Linked DNA regions of Homo sapiens: regions 1 and 3 are each linked to region 2. Evidence: chromatin loops called from intact Hi-C (ENCODE). Cell type or tissue: GM12878. All regions are shown on one strand.

What was found. Hi-C counts contacts between places; a loop is a spot of excess contacts. Peaks named below come from ENCODE experiments on the same cell type or tissue, not always from the same donor. Only the 100,000 strongest peaks of a DNase experiment are listed, where the experiment ranks them.
Region 1: a loop joins it to region 2, with 3 times the contacts of the local background. A loop is called at or near these places in 16 of 110 quality-filtered maps.
Region 3: a loop joins it to region 2, with 4 times the contacts of the local background. A loop is called at or near these places in 2 of 110 quality-filtered maps.

What each region holds. Positions count from the first base shown.
Region 1 is chr4:53,502,918-53,510,917 of GRCh38, forward strand. It overlaps LNX1 (ligand of numb-protein X 1), which reads right to left. Exons shown (of 11, transcript NM_001126328.3): 3 at 5,069-5,310; 4 at 4,400-4,552. The region is part of intron 3 of LNX1-AS1 (LNX1 antisense RNA 1); the gene reads left to right. Among named protein-coding and RNA genes, the nearest start is that of LNX1-AS1, 6.8 kb to the left of the region's middle. In GM12878, a CTCF peak has its summit at 3,201; no DNase peak of the experiment used is centred here.
Region 2 is chr4:53,648,952-53,656,951 of GRCh38, forward strand. It overlaps a transcript of LNX1 not described here. Among named protein-coding and RNA genes, the nearest start is that of LNX1-AS2, 60 kb to the left of the region's middle. In GM12878, a CTCF peak has its summit at 4,974 (motif pointing left); DNase peaks (open chromatin) are centred at 4,880 and 5,500; H3K27ac peaks cover 1,426 bases.
Region 3 is chr4:53,744,565-53,752,564 of GRCh38, forward strand. No RefSeq gene overlaps it. Among named protein-coding and RNA genes, the nearest start is that of LNX1-AS2, 160 kb to the left of the region's middle. RefSeq lists a silencer at 386-445 and enhancers at 3,784-3,993, 4,044-4,093. In GM12878, no CTCF peak of the experiment used is centred here; a DNase peak (open chromatin) is centred at 3,917; H3K27ac peaks cover 2,168 bases.

The DNA.
Region 1 (8,000 bases), 150 kb before region 2:
AACAATTTGGTCATATCTTTTTTTTTTTTTTTAGATGGAATCTTGCTCTGTTGCCCAGGCTGGAGTGCAGTGGTGCGATCTCGGCTCACTGCAAGCTCCGCCTCCCAGGTTCACATCATTCTCCTGCCTCAGCCTCCCGGAATTTGGTCATATCTTTAAGCTCCACTTCTAATTCTAGTTCTCTTGCTATTTCCACCACATCTATAGTTACTTTTCTCCACTGAAGTCTTGAACCCCTCAAAGTCATCCTTGAGAATTAAAATCAACTTCCTCCAAACTCCTGTTAATGTTGATATTTTGACCTCCTCCCATGAATCACTAATGTTCTTAATGGCATGTAGAAGGGTGAATCCTTTCCAGAAGGTTTTCAATTTTCCTTGCCCAGATCCATCAGAGGAATCACTATGTATGGCAGCTATAGCCTTTCGAAATTTATTTCTTAAATAATGAGACTTAAAAGTAGAAATTACTCTTTGATCCACGGGCTGCAGAATGGATATTGTGTTATCAGGCATGAAAACATCATTACTCTTGCGTCTCCATCGAAGTACTTGGGTAACTAGGATGCATTATCAATGAGTAGCAATATTTTGAAAGGAACTTTTCTTTCTGAGTAATAGGCCTCAACAGTGGGCTTAAAATATTGAGTAAACTATGCTGTAAAAAGATGTGCTGCCATCCAGTCTTTGTTGTTCCATGGAGAAAGCACAGGCAGAGTAGATTTAGCATAATTCTTAAGGGTCCTAGGATTTTTGAAATGATAAATGAGCACTGGACCCCACCTTAAAATCACCAGCTGTATTAGCCCCGAACAAGAGAGCCAGCCTGTCCTTTGAAGTTTTGAAGCCAGGCATTGACTTCTCTCTAGTTAAGAAAGTCCTAGATGGCATCTTCTCCCAATATAAGGCTGTATCATCTACATTGAAAATCTGTTGGCTGAGTGCGGTGGCTCACACCTGTAATCCTAGCACTTTGGGAGGCCGAGGCAGGCGGATGACCTGCGGTCAGGAGTTCAAGATCAGCCTGGCCAACATGGCGAAACCCTGTCTCTACTAAAAATACAAAAAATTAGCCAGGCATAGTGGTGCACGCCTGTAATCCCAGCTACTTGGGAGGCTGAGACAAGAGAATCACTTGAACCCAGGAGGCAGAGGTTGCAGTGAGCTGAGATCATGCCACTGCACTCCAACCTGGGCTACAGAGCGAGCGAGACTCCGTCTCAAAAAAAAAAGAAAATCTGCTTAGTGGAGCCACCTTCAATGATTTTAGCAAGATCTTCTGGAAAACCTGCTGCAGCTTCTACAATCAGCATTTGCTGCTTCGTTACAATCAGCATCTGCTGCTTCGCTACAATCTGCATTTGCTGCTTTGCCTTGCACTTTTATGTTATGGAGATGGCTTCTTTCCTTAAACCTCATGAACCAATCTCTGCTAGCTTCCAACTTTTCTCCTTTAGCTTCTTCACCTCTCTCAGCCTTCACAGAATCAAAGAAAGTTAGGACCTTCCTCTGGATTAGGCTTTGGTTTAAGGGAATGTTGTGGCTGTTTTGTTTTTCTATCCAGGTTACTCAAACTTTCTCCATATCAGCAATAAGGCTGTTTCGCTTTGTAAATCATGTGTTCACTGGAAGTAGCACTTTTAATTCCCTTCAAGAACTTTTCCTTTGCATTAATAACTTGGCTGTTTGGCACGAGAGGCCTAGCTTTCAGCCTACCTTAGCTTTCAATATGCCTTCCTTACCAAGGTTCATTTCTAGTTTTTGATTTAAAGTGAGAGACATGTGGCTCTTCCTTTCACTTGAATACTCAAAGGCTATTGTAGGGTTACTAATTGGCTTAATTTCAATACTGTTATGTATCAGGGAATACGGAGGCCCAAGAAGAGAGACATGGGGAAATGGCCAGTGAAGTAGTCAGAACACACAATTATTAAATTTACTGACCTATAAGGGCATGGCTCGTGGCACGCTAAAACAATTACAATAGTAACGCCAAAGATAACTGATCACATGTCACCATAACAGATATAATAATGAAAAAGTTTGAGATGCTGCAAGAATTACCAAAATGTGACACAGAGACATGAAGTGAGCACACGCTTTTGGAAAAATGGAGCAAACAGACTTGTTGGCTACAGGGTGACCACAAGCTTTCAATTTGTAAAAATAAAAATGAGGTATGCTTTTATTTTATTATATTTTAGTCTTGAATAAACCCCTTGATGCCAAGAACTACATTTTATATTCTTTATATAAAATGACAGCACCTAGGCCGGTGCCTTACATATAATAATCTGTTTTATAAATGTTTTTGTAATAAATATGCAAATAAATCTTTTTCAAGATAACTTTTTTTTTTTTTGAGATGGAGTCACCCAGGCTGGAGTGCAGTGACACAATCTCAGCTCACTGCAGCCTCTGCCTCCCAGGTTCAAGCAATTCTCCCGCCTCAGCCTCCCAAGTAGCTGGGATTACAGGTGCCCGCCACCATGCCCTGGCTAATTTTTGTATTTTTAGTAGAGATGGGGTTTCACTGTGTTGGCCAGGCTGGTCTCAAACTCCCACCCTCAGGTGATATGGCTGCCTCAGCCTCCCAAAGTGCTGGGATTACAGGAGTAAGCCACCACGTCTGGCCCAAGTAGTAGAGAACTTTACATGGAGTGGAATTGAAGAGTCTTTAATAAGAGGAAGAGACTGGTGGAAAGGAAGTTCTAATCTTTTCATTTAGCCATTGCACAGACATTTAGTGGACACTTATGTGCCAGACACTGTGCTAGGCCTTAAGAACAAAGATTCAGAAAAATAATCCCTGCACTTTGAGGTACAGTTACATGAAACATGATCATCGCTGATACAGGTGCTTCAAAAACACCTAAAAAGGGGGCTGAGGGAGTGAGGTTTCCAGGAGGAGGCAAAGTCTTACACTAAATCTGGAAGAAGGAACGTGAATGCCAGCTGAAAGGAGAGTGGGAGCGCAGGCTGGATAATGGAAGGGAGGTGAAAGAAAGATATACAGCATTTATAGGACTGTAATAAGCTGAGAGCTGTTAGAGCATGCAGCATGTACGTGCAGGGTGAGAGGCAATCATGAATAAGTATACAAGAAAAGGTCTGATAAGGCTGCTCATGAATTTTGAGGGCATAATACATACAGTGGTTTGGGTTCTGCCTCCCAACTCCCAAGAGTAGAGGGCAGTATAACCCAGGAGCTAAGAGAGTAGGCTCTGGAACCAGAGGACCTGATTTAAAATCTTGGTTCTGCCATTTTTTAGCTGGGTGACTGGGCTAGTTACCTAATCCCTCTGGGTCTCCGTTTTCTCATCTGTAAAATGGGAATGATAGTCCTATCCCCTTAACATTATTGTCACATCTAAATGACTTAAAACACTATGTGCATGCAGAAAGAGCTCAATTTTTTAAAAAAGCTGTTACTACTACTCTAAAGTTCTAACATAAAATGCAAAGACAGTAGGACAGTATTTCCTCAGCTCCACTTATATTGGGGAAAACATATGGGATCTAAGACTCAATAGCTTCCTTTGCATGAATTCTACAGCCATGTTACCTGGATTCAAAGTTTAGCAAGGTAATTTGAGCAACCTAAGTAACCTCTCTGTGCCACAGTTTCCTCATCTGTAAAACAGGAATAGGAGTGGCGCCAGGTGCGGTGGCTCATGCCTGTAATCCCAGCACTTTGAGAGGCCGAGGTGGGTGGATCACCTGAGTTCAGGAGTTCGAGACTAGCATGACCAACATGGAGAAACCCCGTCTCTACTAAAAAATACAAAAAATAGCTGGTTGTGGTTGTGGGTGCCTGTAATCCCACCTACTTGGGAGGCTGAGACAGGAGAATTGCTTGAACCCAGGAGGCAGAGGTTGCAGTGAGCCGAGATCATGCCGCCGTTGCACTCCAGCCTGGGCGACAAGCAAAACTCTGTCTAAAAAAAAAAAAAAAAAAAGAGGAATAATAGTAGCTACCTCATAGGGTTGTTGTGAGGCTTAAATGAGGAAATGCATGTAAAACACTCAGCACCACACCTCAAATGTAGTTGAAAGAGTAAGGAGAGCGAATATATATATTGCATTTATTATATGTGCCAGTCATTGTTTTAAATGTTTTTCACTCATTAATTATAATTATTCTTCCTCATATGCATAATGGTACTAGCGCCTGAAGGTGAGGGTTTCAACACTTTTTTCTTCAATCTATGTAAAAAGATGATAATACTTTCTGCCTTTAGCTACATACGTGAGAAGTAGGCTAATCAAAGTAAAAAATATTGTATACCCTTGGGAAGAGAGGGGTCACAGAAGGTGGAAGGTGATCAGATTGCGTCATCCCTGAAGTCCCCCTGGAAGCCCAGCCCATGTCCATCCAGCCTTATGGGGAGTTCATTTACCTTCAGGGGCAGTGGTGTTTTCAGAATTTTCCCTGCCCTGGTCGGCATGGTTGGCAACTGCACTCCCGCTCTTTGTCCTTCGAAGAACACTCAAAGCTCGATTTATTTTTTTAAATGATCTGCTTCTAATAGTGGATCTCTCAAAGGGCCGTGCTGAGGAATAGCGACAGGAGGAACAGTAGTTATGATTTAATAGAAATAATCATTTATGTACATATCTGATAAGATATACACAATAAGACATTAACAGTGACTACCTCTGGGTGGTAGGATTGTAGAATTTGCTTACCTGTATTTTTTAAGTTTTCTACAGTGAAATATGTACGACGTGCTTAAAATCCTGCTTTTCTTTTTTGTTTCTGGGCTGAACTGAATACAATACCACTTTTCTTGAGCAGCATGGCTGAAAAATTACTGACACTGCAGGAGTGATGAATCATTAGGTCTAGTTTCAGCCCCTTTCACCAAGTCAGATTACACACAGTTTTAATGATTGGAGGTACTTGCGGTTTCATTTCACTTTGGCGAATTGGACATTGGGTTCCTGCCAAAACTACCAGAACGATTTCCCCTTAAAAAACATTTACAGAACTTTCCACAGTAAGTATTCCACAGAGGGCAATCGCAAGCCAAGGAGCCCATTCCCGGACAACCACCCATTTGACTCACCCCTAGTTCGGTTGCTCCGGCCAGAGTCCACTGGGCTGATTGCTGGCTGCCCGTCCTCTGCCGAGGACACGTAGGCAGGGTTGTCTAGGCCAGGCTCGTCTGTCATTAAGGAGATGGTGGCAGCTGCAGAAACCTCTGGGGAGGGAGCCGTGGCTGTGAGGCTCGCACAGCCGTCTGGACAGCCATCTTGTGAGCGCCTCTTCCTATCTTTGGTCAGGCCGTAGTGGGAGGCACCTTTACAGCTGTAACAGAACCAGCGGGGAGGTGAAGAAGAGCTTTGGCTCTGCTGCCATTCCTCAGTCAGCCCTCTTCAAATACAATTGAAGAATGTATAATAGGCTTGTTGAACTTGGAATTTGATTTGCCTGCCGCTATATCCTCTCTTCCCTTTTCACACATCGGTACTCAATATACATTTGCCAACCAAGTGAATTCATAATTTGAGATTTTTTAAAGACGCCCACTGCATTCTCTTAAAGCAATCTCTACATTGGCTGCTGGAATGCAAATTTATTCAGGTCACCATGGTGTCTACATGAGTAGGGTTTGAGGCTGGCAATGTTCAACTATTTGGTAATTCCTGCTTGCTGGTGTTTATTTTGACCATGAAAGCCCTTAGTCACACCCTCACTCTTCTTTTGGATTTTGTTCCCAGAGCACTGAACGTAAATATAAAGCTCCTCCCAGATTCCATATTTAACTGTTCATGCAAACAGAATCACCCTCACCACAAAGCCACAGGAGTGAGTTCAGCATTGCTATCCTCTAGTGGCAGCTTGGTGGCTTCCATTCTCTTTCTCTGGGCTGGTCTGGGAGGGCCTCCCTGGTGTTGGGGGCTCCCATGATCTGAGAAGTGTCATTCATTGCCATGTTGTCTACCATTAAGAGAGTAAAACAGCTTTTGTGGTTTTTAGCAAAAACATATTTGTCTCTACCCATTCACTATCCATGCTATAAAAAAAAATCCAGAAAACTCCACAAAAACCAAACTTTGTGAGAAAAGCAAGTTATTGGTGCAATAGAAAGAAGTTGAAAAAGAACATTCTCGAGGCTCAGAAGACCAAGGTTGGAGCTGATCTAGGTCCATATTTTGCCATGAACATGAACACTGCCACTCGGCAAGTCATTGCAGCGCACAGGCTAGGTTTTGGTCAGGAAATGGTGATTTAACTATCTCACTCTACTGTGGGGAGGGTAGCTACAGGTAACCACTCCAGTTTCCACAGTTGTGAAGGCAGAAATCATATCACGAGCCCCTTTAGGAAGTGTCCATTTGCATATAATGGATGTGTTAATTATAAATTCTTATCAATTCATTACTCAAAACCCTATATGATTGAGCTATTTTAAATAGCCCTTTGAGATCCTACTTCAGGGATGCTTCATGTTTTTGAAAGTAGATGAAATCAAAGGTCAGTCTACCGTGATATGCACACATGATTTTTACTGCCCATAGAATCATAGAAATGGCAAGATGGAAGGTCCTATTGTCTAGATCTAAATCCTTGCTCTGAAATTTACATAGCTGGGTGATCTAGGGAAATTTTATTTACCTGGCTAAACTTCCAAATTTGCATATACTTTCTGGATTGCTGTGAGGTTTGATCGACATTAAGTCTTATCAGGGGTTTAGTACTTTTTGCCAAAAGTACTAGAATGCAAATTCATTAAAGTCGTCATGGTATCTACATGACTACAAGCAGTTCTCATGAGATTGTCGCTATTTCCATATTTTGTACATCCTAAGATGCTCTTTTCATGCTTTAACATGTCTAAAATCAGGATGCATGTGTGATTGATGGGGTTGTGAAGTTTCTGTTGCCAGGTGGCAGTCATGATGCAGACGTCACCATCCCAGCACTGCAAACCCAGTCGCACGAGTACCCCTTATCACTTCCATTGAGTTGCCTACATACTTGGTATTACACCATTGAGTTTAATTGCCATTTGAATGTAATGATTCAGTACTAAAATGAAAAGTTATAGAAAGCCTCAAAAACAGAACAATTGGATATTGATGAAGTACATATTCATTGTTAGAAGCAGAATCACAATTCTGTGTTTTCTTGCAAAGGGACAAGCAAATGTTTTATCTGCTTAGAAAGATGCACCCAAGGGAATTAAAAGTGGTGTTACATTTTGTTATTGAGAACATTCAAAAAGGATTGCCTATTTCATGCCAAGCAACACAACCAAGGGCAGGAGAAGCTGCCAAATTCATCTGAATGGATTTCAAAGCCACAAGAGTCTAGTTCACCAATCTATGCATCATGGGGATATCTTTGGTGTTTGGGGATTATTTAACTGATGGCACATTTTAAAATGTCATCTTCTTTGCTGTTATATGAACATACCTCTCATAGTCAGTGGCATCTTAGATTAGATGAAATGTGGTTTTAATATTAGTAGAAAAGGAGTTTGGTTATACAACCTTATGTCCTCATCTTCTAGATGAGAAAACAGGCCTCCAACTTACACTGCTAGTGCTTGTCCTCAGCTGGAAGAGTTCAAATTCCTGGCTTGAATTCGTGAGGTTTTACTGTACCGATTAGCTGCGTTGGCTTGGAATCATTCTGTTTAAACATAGTGAAGAGGTTGATCTGGGAAACTCAAAAATTGGTGAAACACTGTGTGATGGAAAAAATAAAAGCCAACTTGCATTTGAGCGGCTCCAACGTAACAAATACTTGAATGAAACACTTCCAGGCAGGCTGGTAGTATCTGATTAGCAGTGCATGGAAAGGAAGTTCCTAGCTGGTCTGGAAATGGTCTTTTCTGAGGAGGCAGCAATGCTCTTGACCATGTGCCCTGCCAGAATAGTAACGTTATTTTCCAGCTGGACAAATGGCTGGCAAAGGTACAAGCCATGGCTTTGTTGGGAGGACACAGCATGTCCTAGTAAAAGAAACTGGCACCTTTCTCTGCTGCCCCA
Region 2 (8,000 bases):
GAAAAACCAATAGAAGAGAGGAGGTCTCCTTAGCATGCAGGGCAATGCTGGGACCTTTGGAGGCTGAAACGATAAAAAAATTATGGTGCCTGTAACCCAAAATATATCAAAAGATAAGCAACAGTAAGGCATAAAATGAATCCAAAAGGTTCTGATTTTACTCAAGATAACAACTTCAGAGTTTCTTTTACAATGCCAAAATCTATTTGTTTAAATTTCTGTCTTTTAATTAATTCATTATATTTTGGGGTGCTTCTGCTTCACCAGTGCCCTAACCCCTTTTTGATCCACCTACTGGAAAATAACAGCTTTGTTATTATTGTTTTCCATATGCTATGCATTTTTGTGTACACTATGTAAAAGAATTTAATTTACATGTCAATCCCACAAGGCGACTACTATTACAATCTCTAGTTTTACAGTGAAGGAAACCAAGACAGAGAATAGTAACTTGCAGAAGATTCAACAGCTATAGATCAACAAATCTTAGGTCACAGAACCAGGATTTGAACTCCGGAAGTCTGGCTCCAGAGCTCTTGTCCTGAAGTCTACAATCCAGCACCACTGGCTCATCTCCACAGCCTGCACCTGTCTGGACAGCTCCTCCTCTTGCCTCTGGCCCTGCACTAGCCACCCTGAGGTAGCTCCTGATATTCTCTATCAGTTACAGTATTTCATCCTTCCTGCACACCACTCCCTTTACTCCCCTTCTAGTCAGTCTTTACCTTGTTAATCTCTGCCCATTTAGGATTCCCCTTGGGCATCTCCTCTGTGCCCACCCAGTCTGGGCTAGGTGCCCTCCGATGGCAGGCTGTGTAGGGTCTCATTGTACTTGGCCACATGGAATTGAAATTTATTGCTTGTCTGCTTCCCACAGTGGACTGGGAGTTCCTTGAGGGTGGTGACTAAGGTTTTAAATCTCTATGTTCCACCCTAGCCAAGCACCTGGAACCTCGTAAGCGCTTTGTATCTGTTGTTGAGTAAATGAATAATGGAGAACCTAGACAAGGACTTGACAGAGAAGAAAAAGGAGCAGGGACTGCCCAAATAGTAGTTTTCACCCTGGAAATGTTTTTACTACCCTGAGCAGAGAGTGAGCAGCCCACATCCATATAGATGAGCAGACCGAGTGGAATAGAATGAATGGAATGAGCCTGGCTTCTTCAGGCCTGATGCTGAGGACACGTGCCCTGCCTGTATGGAGGAGACAGCTTTGTCCCCCATCAAAGACAGTGACAACACAGGTACATACACAAATGCATAGCGCGTGTCACAGTCCTTAAATACATTACATAGGGCTGAGCAAAGTAGGCACCTGTGCGGGGTGTGGAGGACATACGGTAGCTCCAGAATTCCAGGAGCCAGCTCAGGGCAGCCCAGAACAAAGTGTCAGGGCCTAAGCAGGGTGCGGAGGGCATCTGCATGGGCAGGGGACAGTGGTCATGATGGCAGTTGATGACATTTGGGGGACTGAGCAAATAAGCAAATAATATATTAAGGATAATGGGAGCCGGCTTCTGATGAATGTCAGAGAAGGGAGTTACAAATGTGGAAAGGGAGAAAACTCTGTGGTGTTGGATTGGAATTGGAAGTATGAATTTATGGTTTTCTATACATATAGATTAACATAGAAATAAATAGATACGTAAATAGAGGAGGAAGCTGGGATTCAAAATTAGATCTGTCTAGCTCTTTTCACCGTTCTATACTACCGCCCTACATATAGGGCCTCTGCTGTGAAACCTCTGTCCCCTTCCGTGTCCCCCCAAGAACCTCAACCCTAACTCACACAGACTTAAAGGATTCCACCCTCATGGTTCCAGAGCATGCATCACACCTCATGTCATTAGTTGCACACAACTAACTCATGAGGTTTTCATTACACTGAGGGTAGGCCTCCTCTTATCTGTATTCCCTGCATCTCCCTTGGAGCCAGGCACATGGTCATCACAATAGTTAGTATTAATATTTATTGTGCAGTTGTTATGCACCAGGAAAGACTTCACATGCATAATCTCATTTACAGCTGAAGACAACGCTATGAGGGATGTATTACCATCATTCTCATTTTACATATTGGCAAGGTGAAGTTAGAGGTGTTAACTGAGGTACCCCAAAATGCAGAGCTAGTAGGAAGTAGAACCAAGAATCAAGAACAGACAGTCTAATTCCTCAGGCTATGCTCCTCTCCCCTCGGCTCTGCCACATGGACTTGGTGTAAGCAAATGTTCACTCAACAAATTCCTCCTGGGGGACTTGTGTATCTGAATGCTCTCCCTCAATCCAAGTCCACACTTTATGTTGAGCTCGTTTGAAGCTCACCTCTTTAGGGGAGCCCCACCCCCATCCTGCTCTGCACTGCGTCAGCATTCCTTGGGCACCGGACTTGCACCACGCCCTGACACATGACCAGTCAGTGTTGGAGCAGGGAACATAGTTTATCGACATTTGTTGAAGTGAATTCAATGCCCAGGAATGGAAGTAAACAGGAATACATGACAAGGTGGTATATTGTACAGGATACTGTGGCTATCTATTTCTGGATTTTCCAGGAGAGTTCCAATTTCTAAAATTCCATCCTCTCATCAGAACATTTGTCAGAATACGTGGCCAAGAATGTACTCTGGAATTTTGTTTAAAGAGTAGGGTCACCATTCTACTGAAAAGAGATGGGAATGGAGACAGGATGTGCTGCTGGTCACCCACAACCCTACACACCCGTGAGCAGGTCACAGCTTCTCTCAACCTCTTTATCCATGGGTAAAACTGCAATGCAACACCTACTCCTACTGTGGAATGAAACAAAGTCTGTGTGTGAATGTGTTTTAAATGACGATAAAGAATAATGTCACATAAACCCAGTTACTGTTAGTGGGAATACTTACATTTTTACTGACCTGTCTGGCAAGTCATTTTCATTTGTGAAAGTAAAGAAGCTTTTAATGAAGGCCACTGCAGAAAAAAATAGGGTATAAAGAGCGCAAATGCCCTGAGGCCTTTCTAGTGTTTTGAAAAAGATACCTAGATATTTCCATCTTTTAGACTCTCCTCAATTTGATGTGTGTGTGTGAGAGAGAGAGAGAGAGAGAGAGAGAGAGAGAGAGAGAGAGACAGAGAAAGAGATAGGGGTGAGAGCTGGAGGCTGAGTGGGCAGAGGTGAAGTTTTTTTTTAAATTGTATGAGATTCTACCTGGTGGAGGAACCGGGCCATCTTACCTTTGCTGTATTGCGGATCAGTTCCCAGCTGTGTGACGTCTCAGGAGATAGTCCGTTTGAGAGCTGAGCTTTTCTGGCTTAGCAGTAGCTCGGAAAATTTTTCTTTCTCTTTCCAGTGTTCTTCGTCCCAGCTATGCATGAAAACTGCTCCACCTTTGTACGTGCGGGGGTTAACCTGGGCATCCCCTGCCCCTTCTGCAAGGCTTTGAGTAGAGCAGATCCATAAAACTGAGAGCAGCTATGGGGAGCTTCGAGGGAGAGTGGTCCCCTGCAGAGCAGCATGCATTAGCATCAGTGACAAATCTCTTCTGGTTTGGATGGGGCTGAGACGCCCCTGAACTTCCTTCTGCTCTTGCCAAAAGCCAAGGTCCTTTTGTTCACCTTTAGGGTTGCCAAGTCAGGCCTACCTCGCCCCTAGATGTTGTTTCCTGCAGGCAATGGGAAAATGATCTTGGAGCCAGAGAAGGGAAATCAACAAGGAAATAAACACAGGGTCACCACACCTTCAGGCCATCATTAGGTCTGGAACATTATCATGCTGGGACCAGCTCCTAAATAGGCAGGGGCTACTGACTGGACAGGTCCTATAATCCTTGGCATCTTTTATTTTTGAATATGTAAAGGGGCATGCACCAAAATCTATATCAGGCAAATAAGTACTTCTGACTTGTTCCAATACCTTGCCAAAACTTTCAAAGATTTTCTATTGGCAGTATTGCTCATAACTGAACACTGGCTAATGTTTGTAGACGAAGAAAAAGAATGAGCAAGTTTGTGGCTGATACTATTTAAGACTCTTAACTCTAAAGATATAGAATTATTGTTTAAATAAGGATTTCTTCTGCTCATTCTTCAGCATCACCATCATCATCATCGTCAGTGGCTGCAGCATCTTTGCTAACATTTATTAAGTGCTTACCGTCTACCAGGTTCTGTAGTAATTACCTGACCTGCATTATTTTATTTAATTCTCCACAGAATCCTATAATTATCACTCCCATTATATAGATAAAGAAACTGAGCATTACAGAGACTAAGTCATTCCTGCAAAGTGACCCAGCTAGTTAAAAATGTAAACGTTGCACTTCTGGAAGTGTGCTTTTCTGAGTTTTGCTTTTCCCACTGGTTTGCTTAAGCACTTCTGTGGGCTGACAGCTCCAGCAATGGCCAAAGATTTTACTTAAATAAGCGATTAGCTCTGGGAATCAGATTCTAAGTGGAAACATGAATAATTAGTGAATTAAGTAGTCTCTTTCCAGAGATGTGAGTCGGGTGCTGGATGTTATCTTATGTATATGCAACATGCAAGAAAGACACATAGAGTCCAGGTACTTGTGGCTGCCTAATCACAGGTGGTGCCGCTGGCTGCGGTGCCTTCAGCTCTCCACTGTGACTCTGATTTACAAACAAGGAAGTACACTGCAAATCCCTTGGCCTCTGTGTGCATTTTGGTCATGGCCTGATTGCCACTTTGTCCTTTTGACTTTCAGAGCCAGCTGCTACAAGTTTCTTTTAATCAATAATCCACCGAGTGAATGAGGCAAAATTAGCAGCCTGGAAACTTCTGCCTGGTGAGATGAAGTCAGCACATGTATTTTCAGTCCTAAGGTCACACTTCTGACTCTTTTTGGTTCTACCCCTAATCTTTATTTTTAATTGCTAGCAGTTAGCTCTCTTGTGTCATGGCGGTTACCCAGGGCAGCTGGCATCTGGTCAAACAAAAGTAAAACAGTTAATTAGGAGACAAAAGGATGCCCTCCAGTGGGCCCAAGTTGTCTGTTCTCATAAACATAAGAGTTGTGACATCAGGGCAGTTGCACATTCTTGTCACCCTTGGATTTGTTTGGCGACGCTTTGGGGGTATTTTGCCCTAAGGCTGCATGAGCCTTTACACTTGAGGTTGGTCAGCTTTTTGTTCTTAACAGAGACTGAAGACTTATTTACTGGAGTTATGGTAACAAAGAGAAAAAAGTCTAGGCTTTTACTTATCATTTCATTTTTTCTCCCAGAGGTTTATAACTAAGTGCAGTTTTTAGATATGTTTATGGACTCTGGTCTTGGAGTTCTTTGATGAGGAAAGGTAATTTATAACAGTCAAATTGGCCTTTTCAACCTTATCACATGAAATAAAAAACCAAAATGTTGGAAAGGAGCTGATGTAATAGAGACTTTCAAGCTCCTCATCTGCTTCGTGGCTTTTCACCAACAGGAAACAATGATGGCAGATTTGGGGACTGTCATAAGCATGGGGTTTTCCATTCAGAAAGGTAAGGTAGGTGGGGATTTTATTTCTCCTTTCTCATCTGCGAGCAACCGGATTAGCACTGATTGATTTGGTTCCAAGAATTGAGTCCATTCCGAGATTGCCAACACACACACATACCTCCCAAACCTGCTTTTTTGCATGGTCATGTAACCAAGGCAGCTAACAGTTTAAAACTGGAAACAAAGAGAAGTCATGAATGAAAAGCAGGCATATTAATTTAGCTTTACAAGTGTGCCCTTTCCAAAGCCAGGATTACTCATTCCCTGGCAGCCTACAGCATGGAGACCTGAGTCTGCTCAAACGCCATGGCTTTAGAGTGTCACTTCCATTTGGTGTGGGATTTTAAGGAGAGAGGCTCCAACTCAGCAGAAATGTCCAACTGTAATTAAAATCCTTGTCATTATGAAGCAAACATAGCTTCACCGTAAAGGGGAGAATGGCTCATTTTTAGTGTCCCAGAAAAGTCACAAATATCATACCCAGTTACATGCAGAGAAAACTTCCTCATTATTGGTGCATTTTGGGAATGCATTAAAGGGACATTAAATCTCAGAAATGTGAAATGACAGTGGAGACATTTCCATCTTCTAACTGTGATAAAGAAATCAGAACCTGAGCTAGCTTTCTTTCAGGTCCATTTTCACTCTTATGAGATGCTCAGGGTGAAAATGAATTTATGTTAACAGGAGGGAGAAAATGGTTTCTTTGAACCATTATGACCTGGTTGCTTTCCTTTCTCTCCTCTAATGGTAAACCTTAGTGTACTCACATGTACCTACAAGTGGGGCAGGAAGTGAGGAGCCCAAAGCCCCACCCCAAGGCTTCAGATACTGTTTTTCTGCCAACGATCCCCATATTTGTGTCTCTGGCTCAGACTCTCTTCTGGGCTTCCAACTGCATTCTCAGTGTCTCATAGCCATCTCAAACTCCACACAGCCAAAGCCAACTCATCATCTTCTCTTCCTGCCTCGCCTCATGTTTCCCCATCTCATCCATCTAAATGTTGCAGCCTGGGAGTTACCTCTACAGGGTCCATCCCTCAAGTCCCACATCCAATCCACGAAGTACGTTCCATCAGTTTCACCTTCAAAATTTATATCCATTTCAATCATTGCCCTCTGTTTCCACTCCCACAATGGTCTGAGCCTCTGTCGCTCTTACCTGAATTTCTGCAGTAGTCTCTTCATGAATCTTCTTGCTTCCCTTCTTGCCCCTTGTCCCTCTATCAAATCTGCACTCCACATTCCAGCTGAATTAGACTTTTAAAAAAGTAGGTCAGCTCATGCCATTAGACTATCTAGAGGCGTCAAGGTTCTCCACTGCACTCAGGAGGAAACACAAAACCCCTGGTGTGGCCACTAGGTTTGGCTTAACGTGCTCCCTGCTCACTTCTCCAGCATTATCTCAGCACGCTCCCTTCTCAGTGTACTTGGACCACAGAATGCACCACTAATGGCAGTGTCTTGAACACACCCAGCTTTTCTCCATCTCACAGGCTTTCTTGTTCCTGGACTGGTCTTTACCCTTCCTCTCTCACACACAGACTCTCTGTCTCTTTCTGCCTAACTCACTCTTTCTCATCTTTCAGGTCACAGCTCAAAAGTCATTTCCTAGGGACACCCCACGACCTCGCCCCTTGTCCTCATTTCCTTTGAGCACTTGATACTACATGTAAGTCTATTATTTATTTGCCTATTTTGCCTAATATTTATGTAACTTATAATTTACCCACTTACAGAGACCCCTCCCTCCAAAACAAGGTTTCCTTCCATGAAGTCAGGAGCTAGGTCTATTTTGTCCCCAACTATATGTCCAAGACCTGCCTGCTACACAATACATTCTAAATAAAACAAAATGCTGAACGAAGACATGAATAATTGAATGAGATCATCTTTTTTCTCTCAATTCAGGTTAGTTAAGGAACCTGAGTTTCTTAAATAGTTGTTGAGAGGTACTCACATGTTTTTATTCACATACAGATCTAGTTTTCCCTGTGCAGATGTAGAGAATTAGCAAATAATTGTGGCCTAGAGAATCTACCAGAGTCCTCCTTTCAGAGGAACCACTTTCTGTTGCCTCTGGGAGTGCTGTTCCACAGCGCAGGGAAGAGATGGGGAAGAACCAGAAAATAAAGGCTTCTGGCTTTCCACTTTAGATTTCGTAATTCATTTTCCGTGAAAACGATAGGGCCAAGTGGAAATTGTACTGTTTTAAAAGTTTCTGGGGGCCAGCTCTGGGAAACCAAACATCATTTAGATTTAGAACATCAGTTTATGGGAAGAAATGTGTTCCAAATTCTAACAACCAACATATCCTCCAAAAATGACTCGGAACAAAAACTCTAAGTGGGGAGTTTGCCTGTTTTGTGTTTTAGATGAATTTGTAAAAATACTGTGACTCATCACCAGCCACACCCTCCCCGGCTCTCATCTTAATTTGGGTTCTGGTTAGCATGCATTGGACAACATTGGGAATGCCTCGGAGATAATTTATTCACACTGGAATTTTTTTATTTGCA
Region 3 (8,000 bases), 96 kb after region 2:
ACCCAGGTGTTTGAGTGACAGAATTATTCAGAGAAACCCACTTCAAACCTAGACAGAGACAGCTCTCCTTAATGACTCAGAGCATCTGCTTTCTAGCCCCAAAGAGGCCATTTAGATAACAAAGGCAAATTTGAGATGTGAAATGGCTGATAGCAGCCCCCAAATAGAGCAGGTGTGGGGTGGAATAAAAGCCCTCTGTTGTCCATCAGTGTCAGCAGCACCTCTGTGTGAACGGTGGCGCTGCTGGAGCCTCCCATATAAGGCAGGAGATGGAGCTCAGGAGCCAGGGAGTGGGGCTGGAAAGCTGGTGAACAGAAGGTCACTGCTCAGCCACCAAGCTGATGAGACCTTGAGAGGAACGTTACCCTACAGCCTCATTTGCACAGGAAGAAACCGAGGTTAGCAGAGATTCAGTGAGTTGCTGGAGATCTACTGTGAGATGGAGGCAAAACTAAGAAAAGGAACTCAGTTCTCCTGCCTCTAGCCCAGTCAGTTACTTCTCCTGTACCTCCTGGGGTCATCCCACCTGGTCAGAGCTTGAGAGTATTTATTCTGAGCAATTCTCCAGAGCAAGGAGAAGAAAACTGCCAAGGAAGGAAGAGAAAGGAAAACTCTTTTTTAAAAAATGGGGGGACAAGTTATTTTTTAAATATAAAATTGAATCATACTTACTAAAGTTAAACAGTTCAGTACTATAAAAAATAAGAAGTATGAATCTCATGCTCTTCATCAAACACAGCCTCCCCCATCCCATTCACCAGAGGTAAAAACTGTTAACAATTTTTAGTATGTCTTCCAGACTTTTCCTAGAGATTTATATTTATATACTTTTTTAAAAACACAGATGAGATTACACAATACATACTCTTCAGAAGGTTGCTTTTTTACTTAATATGCTACAGCTACCTTTTGGTGTTTATACTCATTGTTAAAATGGATCTACTGTGTTTCATCATGTGGGTGTAACATGATTTATTTAACTGGTTCTCTAGAGATGGGCATTCAGCTTGTTTCCAGCATTTTTCTCACTAGTACAAACAGCAGTAAGCATCTTGTTCAAATACCCTTGTGCAAGTGTGTGAGCATATCTTTCCTAAATGTTTTAGAGTTAGGTCTAAAGGCATACACATTTTAAATTTTAATAGATTTGACTCACTATACTTTCAAAGACTGAATCAATTTGTGCTTTCACCCAAAGTTATCCTTTCCCTACCCTCATCAACACTTGGTGCCAGCCATCTTCATACAGTTTTCCTTATGTTGTTTTCATGGATGTTCCTGAATTCCAAGTAGAGTTGGGCATCCATTTGTATTGTGAATTGCCACTTGTACTTCCTTTATAATGAGCTGTCTTTTATTATGAGCTGCTTGCTTTTATCTTTGGTCCGTTTTTCTCCTTGGTTTTCACCTGTTTTTCTTTTTGGCTTTGTCAATCAAGAAAAATGACCTCGACAAGTCTCAATCATTTTAGGGGGCTTATTTGCCGAAGCTAAGGATGTGTGCCTGGGAGACAGGTCTATGCCTTTCTTCGAATATGATTTTGAGGGCTTCAAATTTAAAGGGGAAAAGAGGGGGATATTGAGATATACACAATTTGCATGCAAGAGGGGCAGTAGGGGAAAAAATAGTCACTTATGCCTTTGTCTGGCTCAGTGAATGTGAATTTTTACATATGATAGCATAGACAATAGGGCAGAGGAAACAATAAGATATGCGTTTGCGTCAGGTGGGCAGAGGGATGACTTTGAGTTCTGTCCTATGTCCCCACACCTGTGAAGATAAGCTATCAATTTATATTGCCATGGTGAATTTTAACAGAAATGCTTTAAGGTAAAGATCTTGGGGCCCACAAGGAATTTCCTTGTGGGCAAACTATGAGGGAGATGTGTAGCTTTTCATCGTGTAGCCATCTTATTTAGGAAAAAAAGTGGGAGGCAGGTTTGTGTGACCCAGTTCCCAGCTTGATTTTTCCCTTTGGCTTAGTGAGTTTGGGGTCCCAAGATTTATTTTCCTTTCATAGCTTATAGTAGTAAAATTAAATAAATCAGTCTTTGTCTACAATATGGGTGACAGTAACATTTCTCAGTTTATTGTTTTGTCTTTGGGCTTTGTTTTGCTCTGTTACATTTTATGTGATCAAATTTATAAATCTATTCTTCATAGCTTCTGGGTTTTATGTCACACTTTAAGAGATCTTTATTATTCCAAGAAAATAAAATACTGCCTTTATTCTAATGCTTTCATAATTTTTTTTATGTTGCAAAAATAGACCAAGATGAAATTTATTTTAGGTAAGAAATGATGTAAGGATTCAGCTTCCTTTTTTTCTCTCTCTCTCTCCTGTCTCTTTCTTTTATCCCCTCAGATCACTAGTCTATTGTCACACTATTTATTGATTTATTTATTATTTGACCCTTACCTGAAATGTCACCATTTTTACAAATCACATTCCCATTCATACTTAAGTATTTCTCTGGGCTCTATTTTGTTCCAGTAATCATTCTGTCTCTTCATGTACTAATATAATTTTGTCTCAAATACTGCAGGATCATAATACATTACTAGTTTCTATTAGGGCTATCCTCACATAGCTTCCATAAAATAAAGTTTGTTTGTTTGTTTATTCATTTTTAAAAAGGACCCTGGTTATGCCTCAAAGAAAAGACATAGTGATAATGATCTAGCATTATATTTTACAAAATCTACTCCACATATATTTTTTAGGTTTCTGCTCATATATATGAGCAAAATCATGCAGTGTATATAAGTCATTTCCTCCTGGGTCATCATATGTTCCTGATCTGGGGCACACTGTGATTTGAACCTAGTTATTGGTGTAGTGGCAACGGGGGCAGTTGTTGTAGTCTTGTGGAAAATGAGCATCCCCTCGGAACATTGCTATCCCAGCGGAGGTTACTGCAGGGCTTTCAACCAAAGAAAGCGTGGTCTCCCCAAACACAGAAGAACAAGCAAGGGAGGCTCAGAGTGACGTGGGTGTGTTTAGAATCAGTTCTAACCTGATGCCTCACTCCAAGTTTCAGTGTCTCATGCTTTCCCATTTGATTTCCTATCTTTTACATCAGAAATTTGGCAAGGCTGTGAATCCAACTGAAATTGTAATTCTGCAAGCCTCCCAATTAAATTTTATGTTTGATTTTTATCAATATCAGCCTGTGGCCATAATAAATAAAAGATTATTTTTGGGCTGCCCTAGAAATGTCTAGTTTGCCACTCATGACTTGAACTGAAAATTAAAGGAATTTTAGCCTGTCATTTGCTTTCTGTAAATGCTACAGTACACTCCAGAGGATCCATCCAACATCATAGTCCTTGCTTTAGTTTGCACTTCATCACAATTACCATAGTTTGATTAATTGCAAAGCTATTACCTGCCATGGATTATTAGTATCAATTTCCCACTGGCAAAGAAATTGTCTCTGCACTGAAGCCTAAAATCATGATCAAACTAGTACCAAATCTCATGTGTGAGGGTCTGTCTTTTAGGACCACTACTGGTATCAATTCTGTAAGGTCTAGTCAGGAGATAGCTACACACCAGTAATTTGAACAGAAAAAATGTAATATACAGAATTATGAGCTAGTAAAATGCAATTAACTACTAAAAGAGAACTAGAGAATATAGAGAAGAAGCTCCTACCTCTAGAATGGAGAGAACATAACATAAAGAATTAAGAACATGAAAGAAGGTCCCTCCTCCAAGGCTGAATTCAGCCCTCAGTGGGTATCTTGTGGCTGACACAGAAACATGTAGCCTCTCAGTGGTAAAGAAACTTGTCAGAAAGTTTGGCCAGAGCTGGTCTGTAGGAACAGCTTGCTAGGTGGTTGAGACACTCTAGAAGGTGCAGGCAAGCTGCAGCTGGTTTGCAGGAACTGAAACTGGGTGGCTAAGTTCACTGGAGCGAGCTGGTGGGCTGAGCTGGAGAGCAGGACATGGCCAGCTGGGGTACCAGGGGACTGGAGCTGACTTATAAGAAACAACCTGCAGGCAGCTGAGGGGTCACAGCTGGTCTACAGGAAGTGGTCTGCTGGGTGCAGGAGAAACTCACTAGAGAGTGAACGACTTGGGCCTCCTGTCTGCCTGTTTGCTGACAGCTGTACCATAAGAGAGTAAGAGCACCATAACTGAAGATAAGCCTCTTCCTCTGCTATGACCTTACAGCAACACCCCAGTACCCTCTATTGACAATTAGGCTAACACTTCGGCAGTTGGGAAAGGAGAAATGTTTACAGGGTCCAGTCCCGCTACCACCAATAGAGCAAAGATGGATGCATTTGGAGCTGAGAGGAAATGGGTTGATAACTGGCACAACTAGTATGGATTATGTTTGCCAGTTTCAGGATCTCTATTCTGATGGTCTGGAGATCTCTTATATTTGATGATCATCCACTGTTAATAAGGGAAACACCCAAACCCTTTAACCAACGTGGTGCTTCATTTTCTCGGGTTTCCTGTGCCTCTCCACGTAAGGGCCTTTAAAATCTACAATGTCAGCAGCTTCAGTGCTCAGACTCATGGTCCATTTGCAAGGACAGCTGGTGAAATAAATAACATCTTTGTGGAAAAAGACAGAAAATAATGAAATAATATAAATCAAAACAAAGAGATCACCATAACCAGAGAATGGGATGCTAAGTGAGAGTCCGTTTCCTTGAGTGCTAGCTGGAAGCCAGCATGTAAGGAAGACTGAACTGAACTCATAATGTCCCCAGGACACTGTGAGTGGAGTGATGAACATAAATTATTTTCTTCAGTTCCTGTGATGAGAAATATGACTCCTAGTTAAGATAGTTGGCAAAATTCAAGATATCAACTATGGATTGTGCCTGTTTTAACGGTAAAGCAGCACTTGCCATTAATACAGCGGATGTTGGCCAGGCACAATGGCTCACACCTGAAATCCCAGCGCTTTGGGAGGCTGAGGTGGGAGGATCACCTGAGGTCAGGAGTTAGAGGCCAGACTGGCCAACATGGTGAAATCCTGTCTCTACTAAAAATACAAAAATTAACCGGGCATGGTGGCACACACCTGTAGATTCAGCTACTTAGGAGTCTGAGGCACAAGAATCGCTTGAGCTTGGGAGGCTCAGTGAGTTGAGACCACACCACTGCACTCCAGCCTGGGTGACAGAGCGAGACTCCGTCTCAAAAAAAAAAAAAAAAATACAGTGGATCTCAGAATAGGAAACCCCGTCTCCCAGACTAGCAGTGTCAACGTCACCCAGGAACTTACCAGAAATGCAAATTCTCAGACCCCACCCACACTTACTGAATCAGAGACTCTGGAGCTGGAGTCCAGCAATCAGTGTTTTAATAAGCCCACCAGGTGATTCTGATGTGTATTAATATTTGAGAACCACCGGTTTAGAGAGATATAAATTTAAGACTTGGTTTTTGGCAAACCATTTAATCTGTGCCTCAGTTTCATCATCTGTGACGGCTGCACCTTAATGATAACTACCTTATAGGGTTGTAGTGAAAATTACATAATAAAATCAGAGTAAAGAGCATATAAAAGTGCCTTCCACAGAGCATTCAAAAACTTTTTTTCAATCACCTCTTAAGACTTAATACAAATTTAAGAGACCAGTGTTTTTAAAGAGTTTAGCATAGTAAATATCAGGCACATAATAAATAGTATGCCCTCAATAATGCTAGCTATGGTATCAGTGGTAGTGGTAGTAGTAATATAACATTTAACACCTATATTGTACTTACCTTGTACTACGCATCCTTATAAGCCCTTTTTATGTTATGTTTTAACACTTAAAACCACTCTATGAGATAGGTATAGAACAATTATCACCACTTTTGAGCTGAAGGAACCGAGGTACAGAAGGTTTATTTCCAAAGACTACTTAGCTATTCAGTGATAAAACAAGGATCCCAAATCAGATCATTTCATTTCAGAGTCTGTGTTTTTAGGCACTAATCTGGAAAGATACAGAAGACAGAGAGAGAGGGGAATAAAAAAAGGGAAGGGGAAAGAGACTATGCCATTTTATACTATAAATTTTAAAAAGAAGTCTTTTTTTCCAAAAATGGAAACCATAATATTGCAGAATTTGCAGCCAAAAAAATGATGAATGGTGTTGCCTCCAGCCCGAGGTTCCAGGGAGGGGGAGAAAAATATCCAGCCGAAGCCCCTGGGAGTAGTGGGGGTTGGGGGGTTGGCCTGTTCTGGGCTTACATCTTTTTCACTGGTAATGATCTGGGAGGCAGGAAAACATTACCTGTCAGTGTCATTGGAGTTGGTGCTGTTGCAAAATAGCAAGATATAGAAAAGAATCAAATACTGAGAACTTAGAAATCTTGGCAGACTTGGGCCAAAATGTGCAGTAACATAATGCCAAGGGGCCTTGAAGGAGGGGACAGGGGAGAACAGGTGAAAACTCAAAGTTCTTTCAGTCTGCTGTCACACTGTGGACAGAACAGCTGCTGCTCCCCCCAAGAGCCAAGGTCACCGTGGGTAGAAATTGGAGAGGCAATGCCCAAAACGTGGGGAAAGAGACAAGCCCCTTTTCCTTCTTCCCTCCCAGCCTGCAGGGGCACACCTGGAGTATGGCCTTTTGTAAGTTCAGGGAGACCTCAAATATAACTACATTTTCTAAATATGTCAGGGAAAAGAAACTACAAAAGATTGAAGTAGAGAAGAAGGAAATTCTTAGGTATGAGAATTATGTAGGCTGGGAATGACTGGAAGGCAGCGAGACCTATTGGTTAGTGTAGGATAAGGTGAGCAGGAGAGTTTCAATTCAGTTCATCTGTATACATTACATGCCTACTATGTGTTAATTACTCTTTAGGTTTTGGTAAAATAGAGATAAAGAAAACATGGTCCTGTCCTGAGATGTTGCCAGTCCAATGCAGGGGGAGAACTGTAGATAGATAATTACATACACCACAAAAAAAAATGGCCATAAGAGGATGTCCTGAGAATACAGAGCAGGGGTATGTAACCCAGTCTAGGTACAGAAGACAGCAGCTATCAGGGAAGCCTTCTTGGGAGAGGCAGTGCTTGAGCTGAGTCTTAAAAAGATCAGGCGTATATCAGTTAGAATGCTTTTGGCTGCATGTAGTAAAAACCTAAACTCAATAGCCTTACATGATAAAGGTACTTATTACATAACATAATATAGAGTCTAGAGATATTGCAGGCTCATTAATTCAACAGTTGGACAATGTTATAAAGCAGCAGCTCCCAATCTTTTTGGCACCAGAGACAGGTTTTGTGGAAAACAATCTTTCCACAGGCTAGGTTGCAGGATGGTTTCGGGATGAAACTGTTACACCTCAGATCATCAGGCATTAGTTAGATTCTCATAAGGAGCATGCAAACTAGATCCCTCACGTGCACAGTTCACAACAGGGTTCGTGCTCCTTTGAGAATCTAATACTGCCACTGACCTGAAAGGAGGTAGAGCTTAGGTGGTAATGCTTGCTCCCCCACTGCTCACTTCCTGCTGTGTGGCCCAGTCCGTAGCCCAGGGTTGGGGACTCCCGATATAAAGGACCCGGTTTCTTTCATCTCTGTTTTGCCTTCCTCCATGTATTAGCTATGTTCGCAAATTGCTATCCCTCGTGGTCATAAGATGGCTGCAAAAACTTCACACATCACATCTGGACACACCTATGTCAAGAGAAAGAAAAGGGTACTTCCCTTTCTGTTTCTTTCTTCTAAGGAAGTAAACATTTCTCAGAAGCCTCCTCATGACTTTCCCTCATATCTCATTGTCCAGAATGGTTATTTATGGCCACACCCAATCCATTCCCTGGGGAAACAAGGAATAAAACCACCCTAATTAACTTAGACTGTTGAGATCCACCACCCAGAAGAATGGTTATTTAAACAAAGGCAGTAAGGATCTAGATTGTGGAGGATGTTGTATGAGCTCTATTTAATAGGGTGGGTATTTACAAAAGTCCCCTTTTTTACTTTAATAGTTTTATTCAGATATAATCGACATATTAAAAAATCATA